3 separate regions of the Mus musculus genome follow, and all the other regions are linked to region 1. The links are chromatin loops, found by intact Hi-C in ENCODE. Cell type or tissue: gastrocnemius. All regions are shown on one strand. Each heading gives the region's core, and the rest is flanking DNA. Links, peaks and the distances in the headings are about the cores only.

Region 1 (5,000 bases), core at 1-5,000:
AGTATACATCTGGGCTGGAGAGATGGCTTAGCAGTTAAGAGCACTGACTGCTCTTCCAGAGGGCCTGAGTTCAATTCCCAGCAACCACATGGTAGCTCACAACCATCTGTAATGGGATCTGATGCCCTCTTCTGGTGTGTCTGAAGACAGCTACAGTGTATTCATATAAATAAAATAGATCTTTAAAAAGTATCCGTCCTACACTACCATTTCAAAGCATGGTTTTAAATAGTATCTACTTTATCCATATACCTTCCCTTCACCTTGAAGGTTCTCTTAAAGGTTAAAAAAAAAAAATCAAAACAATAAAGATACCCCAAAACACTAAAATGATTGCCTGATAGTGACATGTATTTACCTGGTAAAATAAATTCCTCTAAAAAGAAAACTTATTTGAGGAGTTAAGTCAGTAACATAAATCAGGTTGTGCTTAACTATTGATAACCTCTTCTGCTACTTTGAATATGAGCTTAAGAGCTTTGAAGTTTAGAGCCAGGTACAGTGGTACACCTGTTAATACTACCACCCTTGAGGTGGAACCAGATCAGGCTACACAAGACTCAAGAAAACCAAACCAAACCAAATCAACAAAAACAAAATTCACACCCACAATACACTCTGGGCAATAATATACACAGAACACTTTGAAGTATAGTCAGACACTTCAAGAGAATAAGGGTAAACACTTTTTCTTTTCCTTCAAATGCATTCTGTAGTTAAAGTGTCTTGCAGAATATTTGCTCCAAGCATTTGTTTTTCTGATAAAACTGCTGCTGAGTGTGTGACTGTGGTCACTAGAAATGTCATGCTTTGGACACAGAACAATCACTAAGTTGGCTTAAAGCAACCATTGTTTCATCTTTTAAAAGTAAAAATATTCTAGGAATGAAAAAAGCAAAATTAAAAATATTTTAAGAATGGGCGCTGGACAGATGGCTTAGTGGTTATGAAGACTATCTGCTCTTCCAGAGGTTTTAAGTTCAATTCCCAGGAACCACATGGTGGCTCACAACTATATATAATGGATCTGATGCCCTCTTCTGGTATACACCATATATGCACATAGAACATTCATACATAAATAAATAAAATTAAAAAAAATATATTCAGGGATAGAGAGATGGCTAAGATGTTAAGAGCACTGACTGCTCTTCCCCAGGTCCTGAGTTCAATTCCTAGCAACTACATGGTGGCTGACAACCATCTGTAATGGGATCCAATGCCTTCTTTTGGTGTATCTGAAGAGAGTGACAGTGTACTCATATAAATAAATCTTTAAAAAAATATCCTAAGAATGTAATAAAGACCAGAGCACACCTGAGACTTCTGACAGCAGTGTGCTGAAGTTCGTGGACACAGCAATGGGTGACACCTCATGTACTTACTGAGACTCAGCCTCCTGTTTAATTTCTTGCCATTCCCCATAAGGGTTTGTCGATTTCTTAAGAGTTTTGGGTTTTTCTTCATTTGTATTTGATGGATTCTGTTTTGGAGTACTTTTTTCTTTTTGTATTTCTGGGCCAATTCTTTTCTCAGTACTTTTATTTTTCTCCTGTAATGCAAAGGCCAATAAATAATACACTTCAAGCAAAGCTACAGTCAACCTCTAAAAATGTCTTAACTTCTTTAAAAAGTCTCATTAATAACACTGATAATCATTCACTTAATGTTAAGTTTTCACACTACACAATACATGTACATGGAAGAACTATGTCTGAAACTTTAATGCATTGTGCTTAATGACGCTTTTTAAAAAATGTGCCATCATGATACATAAAGACGATGGTGGCACATGCCTTTAAGCAAGTCCAGGACAGCCAGGATTACACAGAAAAACTGACGATGACTCCCTTTCGGGCCAGAAGCAGTCCCTACAGATGTCCTGGGGGAGATTCTCTCTTCACCGGGCTAAGAAAGCCTTTTCACCTACTTTTCCACCTTAGTGTGAACACCATACATGTACTGGGGTTTCAGCCTCTTTGCAAATTACACAGCCACCAGTAGCCTGACTGGAATTCCTTTTGTATTCTACAATGATTCCTAACTCATCCCTTATGCAGCCCAGGTCGGGCTGAACTTCGAATTTTCCCATCTTTGCTTATCCCGTGCCACATGCTCTGCAACATGCTTGTCTTGTTCCCTTTCCCTAGACAGGGTCTCACTGTGATGCCCTAGCTGGCCTCATTTCAAGATCTCCACTGGGTAGATGCCTAAATCCACTATGTCAAACCACACACATCCAATAATGGTAAGTTTAGTTTATAAGTCAGGTACAGTAAGAGATTAACTGCAGGAGTAAATGGCAAACTTCAACAATACACTGTAATGTAAGATTTCATCGTGTCATACACGTTAAAATCTATGAATCCTTTTTCTGGATTTTCTATTTCGTATTTTCAGATTGGAGCTGACCAGGAGTAACAGCAGCATGGAGTCAGCCTGCAAAGGTCTGTGGAAAGTCAAGTGAGACCCCACCTTAAACTTTATGATTAGCTTCTTGGTCTCTGTGGAGGCCTCTCCAGCTTTCTTCTGTTCCCCTTCGGAATCACTGTGAGAATCGGAGGACTTGGCGTCTTCTAGGGTGTCGGGCAACTTTCCACTGTCCTTACTAGAAAGCACATCCCCGCCATGTGGGATGAAATCTTCAGGCTTTTCCCATTTGGATTCTGCTCAACACATTTTAATAACTGCATTACTTATTTAGCAATACTTCTCAGCAATGTAACACTTTATCATCTACTACCACCAAATAATACAGCATTTTCATATCTATACTTTATTTTTTATTGTTCAGAAAATTTAGGAGAGTCTGCACTTACTAACTTACTAGTTATAAACTAACTCTAAATGGGAAAGAACTTGGAAAGGGGGTAAGAGTTTTAAAAATCCCCAGTTTATCTGAAAACAATTTCAAGAACCATAATGATAATGACTTTACAAATATTTCCAGAAACTTCTCACAGAGACTTCCTGGAGTTTTCCATCTGAATTTGCTACTTCACTAGAAATGGGATCTCAGCTGGCTGAGCTCCTCCGCCATCTAGTGGTCGCTGTGCTTGCAAAGGAACTACAATGTTTCTTCTCATCTCTATTTTTAGTTTAATAAAAGGGAGAAAAAAGATACAATTTGTTCCCAGTTAAGACAATTTTAAGAGTGAAGGAGACTAGGAGACCGAGGAGGGGGAATTTCTAAGTTCAAGGTCTGCCTGGTTTTCATGATTTAGAATCAGCCAGCTACAAAGTAAGACCCTGACTTAACAATCAAGAATAAAAATGGCTACTAATTACACTGATCAGGATTAAACTCCTCCCAACCCCAGAGAACATAGCTCTTAGGCTCTTTCTAAAAACCCAATACTTTACTTATATGGTACAGAAACACTGCTTTCACTGGGCAAATGGCTATTTCTTACTAAAAGACCGAATACAGGGTTTGGGCAGTAAGAATTTAAAAACACAGATTAAGGAAGATACCGAGCTGACAGCAGAAAGGAAAGCATGAAGACTGACAAGGGCAGATACCCAGTGGTACGTGGCAGAGAAACTTGAGGCCATTTTACTGAAGGAACTTAACTACCCAAATGGCAACCTTACTTCATTGTACACTGTCATAAATATCAAGAAGAACATGGTTAAGTTTTAATATCTTCTGTGCTCCCCAACCCTAGTACTGTCTTTTTTCCAGTCCTGTTGGATATGAACCTGAACATAAGATATATGGTAGGAGAAAAAAGACATTATTTAAAATAGTTGAAGTCTAGGTACAGGAAACATTGAAGACTAGCTGGGTATGGTGGCACAGCCCTGGAACTGCAGCCCTTGAGAGGCAGGCGCATCAAGACTTCAAGGTCCTACTCAGGAACTATTGAGTTGGAGGTCAGGTTGAGATGGTCTCAAAAGCCAGAAAAGGAACAGCAAAGACTTAACTGAGGAATTCTGTGATTTTTGTAAGAATTTATTTACTTTTATCTTTGTATGACAGGAGTTCCCTGACTCCAACTTCCTAGTGATAGGATTATAGGCATGTTTGATTACACCTGTTTTTGTTTTTGAGTATATGGTATATTCTTATAGGTGTATGTATATGTGTGGGTGTGTTTGCCTATGCATTTGTATGTAGAGGCCAGAGGACTACTTCTGGTACCTTCCCCTATCATTCTCCTCCCCTCCCCTCCTATCTATGTATGCTTCTTTCTCTTTCTTTTCTTTCCTTTCCCTACTCCCTTTCCGCTCTTTCTAGATAGGGTCTCTCACTGAACCTAAACTGGCTAGCCAACAAGCCCTAGGATATGGCCATCTCTGCTCACCCAGTGTTGGGGTTACAAGTGCTTGCTTCCACACCTTACCATGTGGAGGCTGGGAATTTGAACTCAGGTTCTCATGCTTGGACAGCACACACTGTACCCATCAAGTTAACCTCTGAGCCCCATACCATTTATGTAATGCTACATTTATGTTATGCTACATTTATGTTATGCTACATTTACCATTTATGTAATGCTACAGATTGAGCCCAAGACTGTGCGTGCTAGGCAAATGGTCTATCAGGTAAATGACATCTCTAACGCCAGCTTCGTTTTCTTTTTTTCTTTTTTTCTTTTTCCAGACAGGGTTTCTCTGTATAGCTCTGGCTGTCCTGGAACTCACTTTGTAGACCAGGCTGGCCTCGAACTCAGAAATAAGCCTGCCTCTGACTCCCGAGTGCTGGGATTAAAGGTGTGCACCATGGTGAGGGCCTCGGTGTAGTTCAATGAGAGCATACATGCTCGCCTGCATTAGGTCTCAAGTCTGATCCTCACCATGACAAAAGTTGAAGTAGGTGGTAACTATAGACACTCAGAGGGAAATTATTAAATCATAGATCCAGTAATTTTAGAATTGAAGACTCTCTTTAAAACTTGAATAACATTAAGTGACAGAGAGAGCTGGCTCAGCAGTTAATTTTTGCTGCTCTCAGAGAAGACCTGGGTTCAATTCTAGCACCCACATGGTGACTCATA
Region 2 (8,520 bases), core at 1,396-6,395, 47 kb before region 1:
TTTTCTCTGCGTAGCCCTGGCTGGTCTGGAACTAGACTCGGCTGGCCTCGAACTCTGCTTCCCAAGATCTGGGATTAAAGGTGTGAGCCACTGTGCCCGGCAGGAGATTTGGTTTTAAGACAAAATATTTCTCTTGAAATTTGAAGATTTTAGATACTTAAAGGTTTATATTACAACTCAGTATGAATCACACTTAAATGGCCTTCCTGAAGGAAGGGAGCGAGATTGCTGCTGGAGACTGCGGATGAGGAGTAAGAGGGAGATTGCCTTTGCATTTCCTGCCCTTCGGTACTTCTTGAATTTTGCTCGATATATATTTATAGTTGTTGGGGTCCAGGAGTCACCCCACAAATCACACGAACACTGATCTCAATCAGACAGGGATAGTTTATTGAACACACACCCCAAGACCGATGGACCATAGTTCAGACTTTGGGAGCTGAAGTTACAACCCGAACATTTTTCAGGACCAGCTTATAAAGGCAAAACCCAGAAAAGCACAAAGAGCTCAAATGCAGGTATGGGGTGGGCTGCAGGGTGGTCTGTCTTTTTTCCATGTTTCTTTAGTAATTTAGACACAGTGGTTCAACCTGACCCCTATCTTGCTTGGCCTTGAGTGAAGGCTGCAGCTGGGGAATTTTCTAAGGAGAGCAGCTCTCAAAATATAACAAGCCTCTAGCAGAGCAGATATGTGGTCAGGTTGACCTTGCTCAGAACCAATTTTCTTTGTCTGCTTTGTTTTTGTATCAACAATATGGGATGGTTGGCAGGCCTGAAGCAAAATGACTATAGTTATTTCTAAGAAGTAATGCCAGAGAACCAGGTCAGGGCTAGAGACTTCAACAATAGAATTAAATATAGTAAGCAAAGCTGGATGCGGTAGCTTAGATCTTTAATCCCAGCACTCAGGAGGCCAAGGAAGTTGGGCCAAGGCTTGTCTACCTAGTGAGACCCTATTTCAAAAACCTATGTTATATATATAAAATATATTAGACTGTGATGACACATGCCTTTAATCCCAGCACTCTGGAGGCAGAGGCAGGCAGATTTCTGAGTTCGAGGACAGCCTGGTCTACAGAGTGAGTTCCAGGACAGCCAACACTATTACCCAGAGAAGACCTGTCTTGAAAAACAACAACAACAACAATCTTTTAAATATTAATCCTTGTATTCATCATGATAGGAACCCTTTCCCTGTTTGTCTTTCTAGATTTCGTTGCCCTCATTACGATAGAAGTGAAGGGATAGATTGTGTATTAGGTCTCATTTGAGTGGTCAGAAAGACCTCTGACTACCTTGTTTGCCTGTGAGCTGTTTAGTAGCAGTTTCTACTGTTTGGAAACTTTTTCATCAGTCAGTCACACAGCGGTCTTTATCTAGTGCCCAGTATTCAGCCCTGGCTCCCTAGTCACCCAGAAAGTTTTGCAGACTGGATTCTGATCCAGCTGGTCTAGACGCGCGTTCTAATATGATGCTTTCCAAACCCAGCTTGGCAGAAGGGACAGCCGCCGAGAGAGTTTCAGCACGCACAGTCCCTTGTTCATTATGTCCATGACTGAGCTTAGAAATCTGTAACTTTTCAAATTCTCCTGATCAGATGTTTGGCTACGTCAAATTTGTTTCCCTCAGGCTTTAAGAAAATGAGTCAATATTGGGGAAGCTGAGGCAAGAGGATGGCCAGTTGCAGATCAACCTGGGCTATGTGATGAGGATATGGAGAAAGAACAAGAGAGTTTGGGGCTGTGGAAGGTGGAGAGGGAAGGAAAGATCCAAAAATGTGTTTCTTTAATCTTAAAAATGAAGCAATTGAGAGAGTGCTGGGGGTGGGGACTATTGTTAGGGGCAGGAGTGGACTAAGCATGCCAGTAACCATCGCATGTGGTAAGATTCCAAGTTGTAAGTTTGAAGGAGTCAGAGCACATATTTCAGTGACTGGGCTAGGGCAGCAAAGACATGGTAGGGAAGGGCATCCCTTCAGATGAGCTAGGTAACACAGAAACTGGCGTGATCTAACACGAGGCCTTGTAAGTGTCCACGTGGTTCTCAGAAGCAATGCTGGGAAGGCTAAGGGGGACCTGGAATGCTGAGTTTAAGCACGTGCTCTTAGCAGACAAGAAGGACCCACAGCAGTAAGCTCAGAAAAATGCCTTAGGAAGATGAAGCAAGGCCATTCACGGACGTGGAAACATACAACTGTAGTTTTGTAGAAGTGTATGTGAAGGTGACAGTAGAAATGCAAAGTCAGACCATCCCGACGACCGACTGGACGGAGAGCGCTATCTCCCACAGTGGTCTGCATCAAGCCTAGCACCGGAAGCTCCCTGAAGTGTTTGTGAAATTGCCGAATGTCAGGGTTTCCTACCTGGAGGAAAAAGGAACATGCCAGGCATGGGCCTCACATCTGTGGTGCCTGTAGTTGGGAGGCTGAGACTGGAGAGTTGCTGTGAATGAGGCTATACGATGACACAGTATATTTTTAAAAATGAAAACCTCTAAAAAAGAAGGACAGGAAGAATTTTAAATGTTAGAAACAAAAGGAACTTGAAACATCAAAGAGGCGTTTATTCTTATTTCACAGATCTACTCTCAAGGGGTGTTTGGTTGTTTGTGTGGTGGGCTGGGGATGGAGCCTTTGCTGGGTTAGCATGCACTCTCCGCAAAGTTCCTTTCCCAACCCAAACCTGCCTTAAAATATTCTTCTACCTGTTCTTGTCTTGGTCTGTGGATATAAGGTTTTTAAAAAATAGATATTTAATCCCCTCAAGCAGGAAAATCAAGTATAACAATTTATTAAGATTTTATAAATGTTATAATTTTTAATTTTAAAATTAAAAATACAAATTTCTTTTTGTTATGGGACAGGTGGGAACAAGAGCCCAGTCGGAGAGAATTCGGACATATAATTTCACCCAGGATAGAGTCACTGACCACAGGATAGCGTATGAAGTTCGTGACATTAAGGTAATGGCACTGACTCTGCTTTCTGTACCTTTGCTTCATTAGGAATATAGCCAGGGGGCTGGAGAGATGGCTCACTGACTAGGAGCACATTCTTAATATGGAAGGCGAGAAACCAATGCAAGTTGTCTTGTGATCACACACGCGCCGTGACACACACACACACAAGACACATAAGTCAGGTAGAAGCTGCTCTTAGCCCTAAATGTTGCTGCAGGTTGCTTCACGAATGGCTCCCTCCACACACCTCCCCACCTTTGATCCTTTCTTACTGGAATGGCTAGGCCTTTTTAAGGGTTCATCTGCTGTTCTTGTGTGTGTTTGTTTTAGATAGGGGCTTACTCTTGTAGCCCAGGCTGCCCCAGAACTTAGAGTAAAGCTCTTGCCTTAGGTTCTGATTCCTTGGGTTACAAGGGAGAGCCACCAACCTGGTGCAGGGAGCAAATGTCTAACTTCTCTTTCCTTAGATAAAACACAATAGTAAGCAAACATATTTAGCAATATTGTTTCAAGAGCATCATATTTTTTTTCAGTTGTGTTTTTAGCACTTCCGAGGCTGAGGGAAGAGAATCACCATGAATTTGAGGGCGGCCTGATAACAAGGCCTGTCCCAAACCAAAAAGTAAAAAACACACCGTGGCCAGGTCAGAAGAAAAGATAGCAGAGACTGACAGGAGGGAGTAACTTAGAAATGTTACAGAAGAGACTGGAGAAGGAGTAAGGACCTCGGCAGGAGAGTGGCAGCCAGCCGACAGAGGGGTAGACTGGAGGAAAGTGAACGTGTAGGGGCTCTTCTGCCCGGCTCTCCACCCCTTTCAGAAACTTTGGCTTCCTCTGACTCCATCCACATAATTCCTGATGGAGCAGCCGCACCCGGGCATGATCGTGACCCTGACAACAATTGATTTGCTTGGCTCAGGCAGCTGAGCGAGCCGTAGCCCCCAAGGAGTGCCTCTCAAGATTTCTAAATTAGAGAGAGAGCTGTGCCCACGTCTGTGAACTGCTGAGAAGAGGTCAGAAGGCACATTTCCCAGCTTGGAAAGTCAAAGGAGAGGTCAGGGGCACAAGGAGAAGAGTGCACGGTCACCGTGTGAATGTCCACACTCATTTATTCCCGAGGCGCAGTCTCGGTCCCAGGGAGCAGCAACAGCCCCAGTGCCCCAGCGCTTCGGCTCCTGGAGACCACCCAGGGGTCTTAGAGATCCCCTGAAGCTGGCGCTGTTGCCCTTCTTTGAGACAGTATCTCACTCTGTAACCCAGGCTGACGATTGGAACGTGGCCCCGGCCGCAGCTCTCACTTGTACTTCATCTTTCCGTCTCTCCTCACATTCAGTCATGTGAAATGCCCTCTGCTCAAGGAATACCCATTTCTTTTAAAGGCTCAGTTGAAATGCCTCCTTCCCAACTCAGTCTTTTCCAGCTGCCACCATCCTATTAGCAGGCCCTTCTGGCCTTTGCCTTCTCCTTAGTTTTTTTTTTAACTGTCTGCATTTGTCTATGCTGTCCGCTTTGTCTATGCTGTCCGCTTACTCGTCTCACTCTGACACTAGCTTGTTAGCTTCTGAGAGTTCAATCCTGGAATCTTTATATGAACTCTTTAATCTTTATATAACCACAACCCCCCGGGTGATCCAAACGAACTTGAAAGGTATTATGGTTACAGTTAAGAGTGGAATCCCTTTTACGTCAGTTCCTAAAATGAAATCCAAGCGGCGGTACCATACTAATTGCAGCTCCAAGTATGTTGACTTTTATAAGCAGGCGCATAGCATGATTAGTTGTGTGAAACGTTTTAAATTTTGTTTATGTATGAGTCCTCTGTCTGCTTGTATGTCTGCATGACAGAAGAGGGCATCAGATCCCATTAAAGATGGTTGTGAGCCACCATGTGGTTGCTGGGAATTGAACTCAGGAACTCTCCTTAGGAGAGCAGCCAGTGCTCTTAACTTCTGAGCCACATCTCTCTCCAGCCAAATATGAATTCTAAGATCGAATCATTGTGCTTTTCCTTCCTATTTTTGGAACAAAATAGGAAGGAAATCCAAGATTTCTACATCTTTCAGAGGTTTTTTTTATTTTATTTTTTGCTTATTGTATGCGCACATGTGCGTGGACATATTTGTGTGGCTGTTTACATGTATGTTCACATGGATAGAAACCAGAGGTCAGAGTTAGGTGTCTACCTCAGGTCCACCTTTTGAGACAAGGTCTTTTCTAGGTCCCAGGAGCTCACCAATTGATTAGACACCTTGGAAATCTACCTATGTCTAACCACACATCCTGCTCTGTGGTTATGTGTGTGCTCTGTGGTTGTGTGTGTGTGTTTGTGTGTGTGAGTGTGTGTGTGTGTGTGAGTGTGTGTGTGTGTGTGTGTGTGTATGTGAGTGTGAGTGATTGTGATTTCTTTTACCTAAGGATTTACACTCAGGTCTTCATGCATGCATGGCCTAGTGTGTGTATGTGTGTGTGTGTGTGTGTGTGTGTGTGTGTGTATGTGTGTGAGTGTGAGTGAGTGTGGTTTCTTTTACCTAAGGATTTACACTCAGGTCTTCATGCATGCGTGGCCATATCACAGCCCTTGGCTTTCCAATTAGAATTTTTAGATTTATTTTATGTGTATGGATGTTTTACCTGTATGTATGTATGTATGTATGTATGTATGTATGCATACTGTGTGCATGCTTGGTACCCAGAAAGGTGGAGGGCATTGGAACTGGAGTTGCAGATGAGTCACCTTGTGGGTGTTGAGAATCAAGCCCAGGTTTTCCTGTGTAGTGAGTGCAACTTGCTTTGTAGACCAGACTAGCCTTGAACTCAGAGATCCACCTGCCTCGGCCTCTCGTGTACTAGTTACACTATTTGTTTTTTTAAGCAGGCAGACACACTCTTTTTTTGACTGATAGAAGTCACAGGCAACATTTCCTTTCAAAGATAGTGTGCTAACAGAGACTAGTGTCAAAAACACTCAGCAAAGGTTCTCGAAGACAAGCAGTTGGTGGGTTTCAAAAGCTCATTCAGATATCTATGTCTTATCTCCAGAGTCATTGGAAAGATCAATGTCACAGATTTCATTGTATTGATTTCAAATACAATTTTTATTTCAATCAATTTCATTTCAAAGTAGAATGATAACTTAAGCAATTAAAGTAGAAATCTGTTTTCTCTTTTAGATTCATGTTTTATTTAAGAAAAAAGGAGTACTAAAACCTGGGGCTCTCCATATAGTAGCAGATGTGTTAATAATATTCCAGAATATTAGTAAACCTTTGTTGTTAGTGATAACGATGAAGAAACAGACAATTGTTTGCTCTCTGTTTGATTATGGGGGTGTTAGTCTGTTCTCCATTAGCATAACAGATACTTGAGAAAAGCAACCTGGAAAGAGAAGAGATTTCTTTATCTCACAGTCGTAAGGTTTCAGACTGTGCGGCTGCTCACTGTTCCAATCCTGTGAGGACACCATGACCAAGGCAACTTATAAAAGAAAAGCATCTGCCTGGGGACTTCCTTACAGTTTCTGAGGATAAATCCAGGACCATAATAGTGGAAAGCATGGTAGCAGGCAGGCATGGTGATGGAACAATGGCTCATGGCTCAGAGCTTACATCTTATGTGCAAGATGAGGTGCAGAGAAAGAGAGAGAGAGAGAGAGCGTGCACATGCACACACAAAACTAGGTCTGGCTTAGGCTTTTGAACCGTCAAAGGCCATCCCTAGAGATATACTTCCTCCACCAAGGCCACACCTCCTAATCTTAAAAAATCTACCAACTGGGAACCAAACATTCAAATTTATGAGCCTGTGGGGCCTATTCTCATTCAAAGCACCACACCGTGACTACCTGCCCCCCTGTTTTGGGCCTATGACCGCACAGTTCATCTAGGTGGGAGCATGTGTTAGAGGAAGCCAATTACCCGCTATCCTGGAGGTAAAATGGAAAGGAGTCCGTTAGCATCCTTCAGTTCCATTGGGAGACACACCTTCCATCAGGCCTGCCTCATTTAGGTTTCTACCACTTTCCAAAAGGCCTAATGTTTACCACATGGGTTTTTGGGAAACACCTGAGATCCAAACTGTAGAGTCAAGTTTCATAATAACTCCCTTTTTAATCAGGAATTTTTACGTGGTGAGAAGTGCCTGGATCAGCTAATTGAGAGATTGCTTCAATCAGCAGATGAAGAGGCCATTTCCGAATTTTTGGATGAAAGCCTTCAATCAGTGAAATAAATTATTTGTTATATAAATGAAGTGGACTTTGATCAAGAAAAAAAAAGGTGTGGAAATCTTAATAAATATTCATAAAGTATAGATGTGCCTACAGAGTTTTTATAGAACTCATTTTAATAAAAGAAACTCACATTTCTTGCATAGAGTTTATTTTAGGTTTCAGTAAATAATCCAGCTCTCCAAGTAGCAAATAAGCTTGAAACATCAAAAAGAAAAATAAACTATTGAGAACTGATTGTCTAAGATGAATTAACCTTTTCTCTTAGACCTTTTAAAAACCATGAACATTTTCTTCCAAAGGCGTATAGGTGTGAGTCACCATGCCTAGCTTATATAAGATAACATTTGAAAAAAGTTACACGACAGGTTCAGGACAAATTTGTAGCTACTAAATATTTGAAGCAGAAGGGATGCTCGCAGGGAGCTCACTCACCAGGCCTGCTTCAGGTGAGGAAGAACGGACTCGATGAAACGCTCATGGCAGTTAATGACCAAAAGACATTAAGCATTATTTTATCCTCTTAATTTTAGGTACTCTACTGAATATGTGGTGAACTCTTGGGAATTTAATTTGCATTCACTAATAATGACTTGGGTATCTTTACATGGTTTTATTTGCCAGTATACATAGAACCCAATATTTCCCCAGACAAGTACTTAACATTTTTACTTTATTTTCACCACAGTGTGGAAGAGCATAAGCTTGGGACTTGGCTAATTGTCACTTTGTGTTTTTATTGTTTTATTAAAATACTGTGTGTGTCTCCCAAGAACTCTAGCCCTAATTAGAAGCTTTGTAGTCTTTATTTCCTTCCAGACAGGGTTTCTCTGTGTATAGTCCTGTCTGGCCTGGAAATCGCTGTGTAGACCAGGCTGGCTGTGAAGTCATGGAGATCCAACCTGTCTCTCTCATTCTAGGACTAAAGGCACGTCCCACCATACCTGGCAGCTCTGCAGTTTTTAGTCTTCCCTTTAGGACTAAGTTTTATCTTGATTTATTTTTTTCTTGGAGTTTAAGGAAGGGAGTCAATTAACACTGTTGACTTTGATTTAGTTGTTTCAGAATCATTTCCCGAGAAGATTCTCCTTTGCATTACATTGCTATCGGCTCCTGGTTTCTCACATTCAACCTGCAGGATGGGTGAAATGTCTTAGCTAGGAAAAGCACTTGTTTGTTCCCAAGCCTCAAGGCCTGAGTTTGATCATCAGAACCCACATGGTGGAAGGAAAACAGACTGCATCAAGTTATGCTCTAACCTTCACACGTGTGCCACACACTCTCACACAGCAGAAGCACAAATGTAATGAAGACTCAACTTAATTAAACTTTTAGAA
Region 3 (8,520 bases), core at 1,396-6,395, 70 kb before region 1:
TCTAGCTAAACATCCCTTCCTGGCACTTTAGACAGGCTGTGCCTCCTTTAGAATCATGCATTAAGTAAAATAACAGTACAACCACATACCTCTTTTATATAACTAGCTGACACAGTAAAATCTAGGAGTTTGCTGTTATTCCCACAACCCATATAACCATGCGATTGAAGGCTGTGGTGGTTTGAATGAAACTACTTCTGTGAACTCACGTATTGGAATGCTTGGTCCCAGCTGATGGAACTGTTGGGGAAGGATTAGGAGATGTGGTCTTGTTGGAGGAGGTGTGTTACTGTCGCTGGGGGTAAGGGGAAGAGGCTTTGAGGTTTCAAAATACCACATCATTCCCAGTTAGCTCCCACTCCATCTCTAATTATTGTCTCAACATGTAAGTAAACTCTCAGCTACTGCTCCATCCCTGTGCCTGCCTATCTGCATCCATCCTCCCCAACATAGACTCACCCTCAGAGGGGTATATTCTAGAAGGAGAGATACTAGAATGCTGGCACCTCCCCTCACCACTTTGTTTCCCAGTTCTTATAAGGTAAACAGACTTAACACCGTGTTCTGCCTTGCCAAAGGTCCCAACGCAAGATGTCCAGGAACTGAAACTTTGACAACTATGAAGAAATTATTTCCTTTTTTGTTTTGTTTGAAGTTTTGGGTTATTTGTTTGTTTGAGGGTTTTGTTGTGGTTATTGGTGGTAGTGGTTTGGTATTTTTGTTTTTGTTTTTGTTTGTTTGTTTGTTTTTAGAGACAGGGTTTCTCCATATAGCCCTAGCTGTCCTGGAACTCACTCTGTAGACTAGGCTGCCCTCAAACTCACTGAGATCCACCTGCCTCTGCCTCCCAGGTGCTGGGATAAAAGGCATGTACCACCACACCTTGTAACACATTTAAAAAAAAAAAAGATTTATTTTATTTATATGAGTACATTGCAGCTGTCTTCAGACATACCAGAAGAGGGTATCAGATCCTATTACAGATGGTTGTGAGCCACCATGTGATTGCCAGAAATTGAACTCAGGACCTTTGGAAGTGCTCTTAACCTCTGAGTCATCTCTAACCTAACACATTTTTTAAAAAGTATGTGCAGTGCCCATGGAAGACAGAAGAGGGCACCAGATTCCCTGGAACTGGGGTTATAGATGATGTGAGGCATCATATAGGTGCTAGGGCTGCAGTCCATTTTCTGTAAGAGCATCAAGTGCTCAAAAGTACTGATCCATCCCTCCAGCCCCAACATAGTTGATAGAGAATGGTTTGCTAAGCTTTAAACATCCTCTTTCAAGCTGAGTTGGGATGCTTGTTTGTAAACCCAGATCTTTGGTGGATAAATGCAGGAGGAACAGAAGTTCAAGGCCATTCTTGACTATACTAGCAAGTTTAGGGACAGCATGGGCTACGTGAGACTCTATCTCAAATATCAACTAAATAAATATGCCTTTTCAATTACATTGTGTTAAGATCTCTTTCTGGGGCTGGCGAGATGGCTTAGTGGGTAAGAGCACTGACTGCTCTTCCAAAGGTCCTGAGTTCAAATCCCAGCAACCACATGATGGCTCACAACCACCCATAATAAGATCTGACACCCTCTTCTGGTGTGTCTGAAGACAGCTACAGTGTACTTATTTATAACAATAAAGAAATCTTTTTTAAAAAGTCTCTTTCTGCATTAATTATCATGCACATGCTACATTGTTTTCTTTGTTTAAAATGTTGGCAAATAAAGCACCGTACTTAAAACTAAATATAACTTAGCTTCAGAATTCTTTTTATATTGAGAGATAGCACAAAGTACATAAAGATTAATTTATATTTTAAAAATGTTCTACATAGGGCTGGAGAGATGGCTCAGTGGTTAAGAGCACTGACTGCTCTTCCAGAGGTCCTGAGTTCAAATCCCAGCAACCACATGGTGGCTCACAAACATCTGTAATGGGATCTGATGCCCTCTTTTGGAGTGTCTGAAGACAGTGACAATGTAGGTACATCTAATAAATAAATCTTAAAAAAAAAGTTGTTCTACATATTCATCAGTCTAGTCAAGCTTTCATAACAAAATACCATAGGCTGGTGGTTCAAATTCCTCGTGGTTTGGAGACCAGGAAGTCCTCATCTTAAACAACAAGGTGAGTTTTGCCTGTTAGCTTATAGGTGGCTACTTTCTGCTTACATGTCTGTTTTGTATGGCAATTTTTCTAACTGACTCTCACAGGTTTTTCTCTGACTTCCATTTGAGTGTGCAAACACACTAAAATTAATATTTTTATTATTTTTGAATTGTGTGTGTGTGTCTGTGTGGATGTGTGCATGTGTGTATGGATGCTTATGGAGGCACAAGACATTGGATCCTCTGGAGCTGGGCTTAGATGCCGTTGTAAACGACCTACTGCGGGTCCTGGGAACTGAACTCAGGTCCCCTGGAAGACCAGTAAGTGCTCTCAACATGTGAGCCATGTCTCCAGCCCCTAATTTTGTTTTTTTGAGAGACACATTTTGTAGTGGCCTTAAGCTAACTATATAGACTTCTGAGTCTCCTGCCTCTACTTCTCAAATGTGACCTGCCTCACAATTCCTGGCAGGAATTCTTAAGTTTTTTATGTATTCAAGTGGGCTTGAGTCTTTAGAGACAGGAACTCACCATTGCCCAGGTAGGTCTGGTACTCTGTAGCCCAAGATGGCCACTAGCCTCCTATCTCAGCTCCTGTGTGGTCGGATTTCAGGTGTGAGCCATCATGCTTGCCTCCTTAGATGCATTATGCTTTAGTTTTCTCTTCTGCAAATGGGTTTTTAAGATCATTATAGAGCCGGGCGTGGTGGTACATGCCTTTAATCCCAGCACTTGGGAGGCAGGGACAGGCAGATTTCTGCGTTTGAGGTCAGCCTGGTCTACAAAGTGAGTTCCAGGACAGCCAGGGCTACACAGAGAAACCCTGTCTCGAAAAAAGAAAAAGAGTATTATGGAACTATATGAACTAATAGGTTTAAAGCATTCAAACTAGTGACTAGTATATAGTAGGCAGAAGTAACTACCTTGAAGTGCATACTAGTAAATGTTAAATATTATTTTGTTGTATGTTGGTTTCTATCTTTTTCTCTCTTTCCACCATTTTTACTCACCCCTCCCTATTTGTGTTTGTTTTTGAGATAGGGTCTTGTGTCTCTAAACACACACGTAAACAACACTATCTTTAAAAATTCTAATTCATAGATATAGTTATCTATTTTGGGGTCCTGTTATGATTTTTTTTTAAATACAAATTTATAGCTCTCTTTGTCATTGTTCTTTTTTTTTTTCTTTTTAAAGTTTTATTTATTTATTATATGTAAGTACACTGTAGCCGTCTTCAGACACTCCAGAAGAGGGCATCAGATTTCCTTACGGATGGTTGTGAACCACCATGTGGTTGCTGGGACTTGAACTCCGGACCTTCGGAAGAGCAGTCGGCGCTCTTAACCACTGAGCCATTTCGCGAGCCCCTATAGTTTTTTTCAGTCAATGTTTTAAACAATACTGGCTAAAAGTGTAACAATTAACAATTCAGAATCTCCTAAAATTGTTTTTGTTTGTTTGGGTTTTTGTTTTGTTTTGTTTTGTTTGTTTTTGTTTGTTTTTTTTTGGGACAGGGTTTCTCTGTATAGCCCTGGCTGTCCTGGAACTCACTTTGTAGACCAGGCTGGCCTCGAACTCTGAAATTCGCCTGCCTCTGCCTCCCAAGTGCTGGGATTAAAGGTGTGTGCCCCCACGCCCCGCTAAAATTGTTAATGATTGGGGGGAGGGAGGTTCCATTTAAAAAACAAACCCCCAAGTCTGTGGATATAGCTCAATGATAGAGCTCTTGTCTTAGCGTGCATGAGTCTCTAGCCTTAACCTCCTGCACTCTGAAACAAAACAAATCAGTAACTTAGAAACTACTGCTTCAAGGGTTGGTAACACGTAAAGAAATTCTTGAGATTTCGCCTATCACATACTGTAGAATTTGATGTGTAAATTAGGGAAAAGGTTCGCTTCTAGGTTTATAAGTATCTGAAAACCCTAAATTTAGGGAGAAAGATGGAGTAAAGGGTCTTAGGGTGGGAAACAAGAAAGCCTGGGGAAGGGTAAACTACAACTCCCAGGATTCCTTGGTTAGGGCACTAGGAGAGGGCGATCCACTTTGGACGTCGCAGCTTCCAGGAGTCAGCTCCAAATCCGTTCCACGCGTGGTCCTTCCAGAGCAGTATCCTACCCGCTTCGTCATTTCATTCTTGTTTACCGTTACGGACACCTAAGGACCATTTCTCTGCAAAGTGGAGGAGGAGCCAGGAACAAACCGTAACCCGGAAGCAGTAGCCTGGGACTGATCATGCTTGCAGTACCTTGAGCTGAAATGTTGCGGTGCACAGGAGGCTCAGTTATCAGTAAGAAACGAGAACGTCAATTTTCTTCTTTTACTTAGATATTCACAATTCTTTCTTGGCCGTAAGAGGGCTTTAAAAAAAATTCCTACTGCCCACTGGTGTTACTTCCGTATAGAATCCATAATACTGACTTACACAACATGATTTTCACATTCTACGCCTGGTGCCCGTTTACTGTCACTTTTAACACACCAGAAACCGAGAATTGCTTTTAAAATGTCGAGTAATACCGGGTTGTGGGGGTGATGTTGAAGCCTTGCTCTTTCTAGGTTTAGGTAGTTACTCATTCCACAGCTACTCCTAAACTGGAAATTTTAGCCAGAGCATTACTAAAATCTTCCATCCTTTTCTTCTTTCCACCGTCAAACGAATACTCCTGATGTACTCAAGGTTAGATATAAAGATGCACTTCTGGAGTATTAAATCTGTGGCTGCTGGGCATTCGTGAATTCTTTCACAGTCCAAATTTCAGCTGTTGATTTTTGTGAAATTTATTAATAGAACCCAGTATATGCTGAATCTCCTGAATATTTAGTTTTTAAAATGGTAATGCTAAGTTGGATTTAGCAAGACCAAAGGAGCTTATATATGAATGTGTTGCCAGGCACAGCAACAAACAGCAGTTATAATAAAGGCTGCTTCTGGTAATTTGTTGTGCTAAGGATCAAACCACAGATAGGCCTTGAGCATGTTGGGCCACTGAACTACATCCCCAAGCCATTCTGCTAAATTTTGACCCTTATTTCCAGTTTTAATATCAGGAGGAAAAACATTTTCCCTATCTTGCCCTTATCTGAAGGAAGAACAGATAATTATTGTGCATACCCAATTTCACCTAATCTGTCATTTTTTAAAAAAATATTTTTGTATGTGTGTGGGTAACTAACTGCATGTATGTATGTATGTATGTGTGTGTGTATGTATATCATATGTATGCTTGATGCCCAGGAAGCAAGGAGAGGGTGTGTCAGATCAGTCTCCTGGAACTGGAGTTAGGGACAATTTGTGACCCACTGTGCAGGTGTTGGCCTTGGTCCTCTGCAAGAGCAGCAAGTGCCATTTGGATGGATTTCTTTTGTCTTCTTTTAAAATATGTGTGATGGTTTGAATGAGACCATAGGCTCGTATATTTGAGTGTTTAGTTCCCAGTTAGTGGAACTGTTTGGGGAGGATTAGGAGATGTGGCCTTGTTGGAGGACATGTACCACAAGAGTGGCTTTGAGGTTTCAAGAGCACATGCCAGGCCAGGTCTCTGCCTGCAACTTAGAGATCAGAGGTGAGCTCTCAGCTACTGTTCCCAGCACCAAGCCTGTCTGCCTGTTACCACACTCACCACCATGATGTCCACGGACAAACCTAAAACTGAGAGCAAGCCCTCAGTTAACTGCTTCTTTTTGTAAGTTGCCTTGGTCATGGTGTCTCCTCATAGCAATAGAATAGTAACTAAGACAGCATATTTATCTGCTTTTTCCCATACAGCATAGTTTTTAAACAACAACAACAACAACAACAACAGAGATTATACTGTTTTGTAATCTGTTTGGTTTTTTTTTTTCCAGTTTTAAAATATCATCATTGACCTTTTTATTTTCTCACTACCAGATCCTCCTGGTGTGTTAAGTTGGTCTTTTAATATCTGAGATCTCTTCCTTTAGATTCGGCTAAAAGAGAAGCATCCTCAAGAAGTGATCCCAAGGTGGAGAATGAGAAGTGCTGATCTTGGAACAGACAAGCTGTTATGATACAAACTCTGCCTGCAGCCAGTGAGTGAATACTTATGATGAAGTTACCTAACTGTTTGTGGCTTCTGAATGCCCTGAAATAAACAAAACAAAGTGCTTGCTTAGCATATGTAAGGCCAGGTGACAATCCCTAATCAATCTCTCTCTCTCTCTCTCCTCTCTCTCTCTCTCTCTCTCTCTCTTCTCTCTTCTCTCTCTCTCTTCTCTCTTTCTCTCTCTCTCACTCTCTCTCTCATGCACACACAGAGACACACAATATACACCGTGTTTCTCACACTCTCTATAATAATAGTAATAATAATAATAATTTAAAAAATAAGTTAATAAATACAATAAAATTGCTGATTTAAATTTATCCAGACATGTTGATGTACATTTGTGATTCAGCATTTGGAAGGCTGAAGCAGGAGGCCTCCAGTTTGAAGTCAGCCTGAGCTACATAGGAAGACACTTTTGTCAATTAAACTAGATAGCAGATGAAATGTTAATATTTTCCTTGGACTTCATAAATATATGACTATGAACCACCTAAAGATACATTATTATTTTATTGCTGTTTGCTTGCTTGTTTGTTTGTTTTCCGAGACAGGTTTCGCTGTCTAAGCTCTGGCTGCCCTGAACTTGCTTTGTAGACCAGGGTGGCCTTCAACTCACAGATATCTGCCTGCCTCTACCTCCCAAGTGCTGGGATTAGAGTTTTTAAGCTTTTAAGTGTATATTTGTATACTCAAAGTTAGAACTGCCTTAACCCATTCTACTGTTGTATTTGTTAGTTATACTCCTACACACTTGTCTTAGTTGTATATATAAAGTGCTTTTTTACGACAAAATTATTTTGTGTGCATGTGGGGGTGTGCAGGTAGACAGCTTTCAAGGATCAGTTTTCTTTATATCAATTGTATTAGCCAGGCGGTGGTGCTCACCTTTAATCCCAGCACGTGTAAGGAGAGACAGGAGGATCTCTTTGAGTTTGAGGCTAGCCTGATCTACAGAGTGAGTTCCAGGATACCCAGGGCTACACAGTGAAATCCTGTCTCAAAAATAAAGGAAGGAAGGAAGGAAGAGAAAGGGAGAAAGAAGCAAACAAACAAACAGGATGATGACAGCAACAAATCCCAGGGATTGAGCTTCATGATGTCAGAATTACCTGTAGGTAATTTGATTCTCTGGGCTATTTTGCCAGTCCCTTACTTGTTTTAATATACTATTATTTAGAGGTTTTGAGGATTTTCTGGTGGCACTACCCCTTAATTCCACCATTTGGGAAGCAGAAGCAGATCTGTGTGTTCATGGCCATCTTGGTCTACAGAGTGAGTTCTAGGGTAGCCAGAGATAAATAATGGGACTCTGTCTCTAAGTCAATAAATTATATATAGATATATATATAAATATGTGTGTGTATGTATGTATGTATGTATATATGTATATGTATATATACATACACACACATATATATACACACATATATATGCACATATATGTATATCTCTCACTCTGTGTGTGTGTGTGTGTGTGTGTGTGTGTGTGTATCTCTGAGTTATTGACCATCATTGGAGCTAAATGAGGCTGTGAACTAAAGGTTTCTCTGAAACTCCATATATCTTTAGAATTGCTTTTCTCAACTGTTTTATCTTACATTACAGCTACTGAGATGAGTCATCACCTGTGTATTTGGCTTTTTCGGAATCCATTTCTCCGTGCGTGCCCCCAGAGACATGTCTTCCTTTCTTGTCAGCAGTTCCGACAGATAAGCCTTGATACAAGGCCGTGGAATTTTAGACAAAAGAAGACTCATGTTCTCTATCAGCTCTTAAACAAGAGTTGGTCCAGGGGCTGCTGTCATCAAGGCACAAGGAAGCTTTGGAAACACAAAGCCCTACAGAAGTATATGGAAGACCTGAATAAAGAGTACCAAACCCTTGACCAGTGTCTGCAGGGTATCTCTGAGAATGAAGGAGACCGAAGGGCCTTACACAGAAGGCATGCTCAGTTGGCACCACTTGCGGCTGTTTACCAAGAAATTCAGGAGGCCGAACAAGCCATTGAAGAATTAGAGTCATTGTGTAAAAGTAGGTAAAGGGTGTGTGTGTGTATATAAGTGTGGAATTGATTAAACTTTGAACTCTGTCTTTTTGTTTGTTTGTTTTGTTTTTTTCGAGACAAGGTTTTTCTGTATAGCCCTGGCTGAACTCACTTTGTAGACCAGGTTGGCCTCGAACTCAAAAATTCGCTTGCCTCTGCCTCCCAAGTGCTGGGATTAAAGGCGTGCACCACCACCACCCGGTGAACTCTTGTCTTTTTAAAAAGCCTACAGATAATAAGCTGGTAAGAAGAGGACTATACATTCACTCGAGTTTCAGTTACTAAGGGTCTGCT

What was found. Peaks named below come from ENCODE experiments on the same cell type or tissue, not always from the same donor. Only the 100,000 strongest peaks of a DNase experiment are listed, where the experiment ranks them.
Region 2: a loop joins it to region 1, with 2.2 times the contacts of the local background. A loop is called at or near these places in 9 of 42 quality-filtered maps.
Region 3: it touches region 1 in a loop (5-fold over the local background); 35 of 42 quality-filtered maps call a loop at or near these places.

The regions. Positions count from the first base shown.
Region 1 is chr14:79,464,798-79,469,797 of GRCm38, forward strand. Wbp4 (WW domain binding protein 4) reads right to left here. Exons shown (of 10, transcript NM_018765.3): 8 at 2,476-2,666; 9 at 1,386-1,552. Among named protein-coding and RNA genes, the nearest start is that of Elf1, 14 kb to the right of the region's middle. In gastrocnemius, for the core only: a CTCF peak has its summit at 3,043 (motif pointing left); a DNase peak (open chromatin) is centred at 3,038.
Region 2 is chr14:79,416,326-79,424,845 of GRCm38, forward strand. It overlaps Mtrf1 (mitochondrial translational release factor 1), which reads left to right. Exons shown (of 11, transcript NM_145960.4): 10 at 2,863-2,961; 11 at 7,072-7,325. The coding sequence ends at 7,185. Among named protein-coding and RNA genes, the nearest start is that of Kbtbd7, 5.9 kb to the right of the region's middle. In gastrocnemius, for the core only: no CTCF peak of the experiment used is centred there; a DNase peak (open chromatin) is centred at 4,163.
Region 3 is chr14:79,393,635-79,402,154 of GRCm38, forward strand. It overlaps Mtrf1 (mitochondrial translational release factor 1), which reads left to right and starts at 4,138. Exons shown (of 11, transcript NM_145960.4): 1 at 4,138-4,402; 2 at 6,058-6,165; 3 at 7,788-8,213. The coding sequence starts at 7,796. In gastrocnemius, for the core only: CTCF peaks have their summits at 4,437 and 4,636; a DNase peak (open chromatin) is centred at 4,258; H3K4me3 peaks cover 1,347 bases; H3K27ac peaks cover 1,348 bases.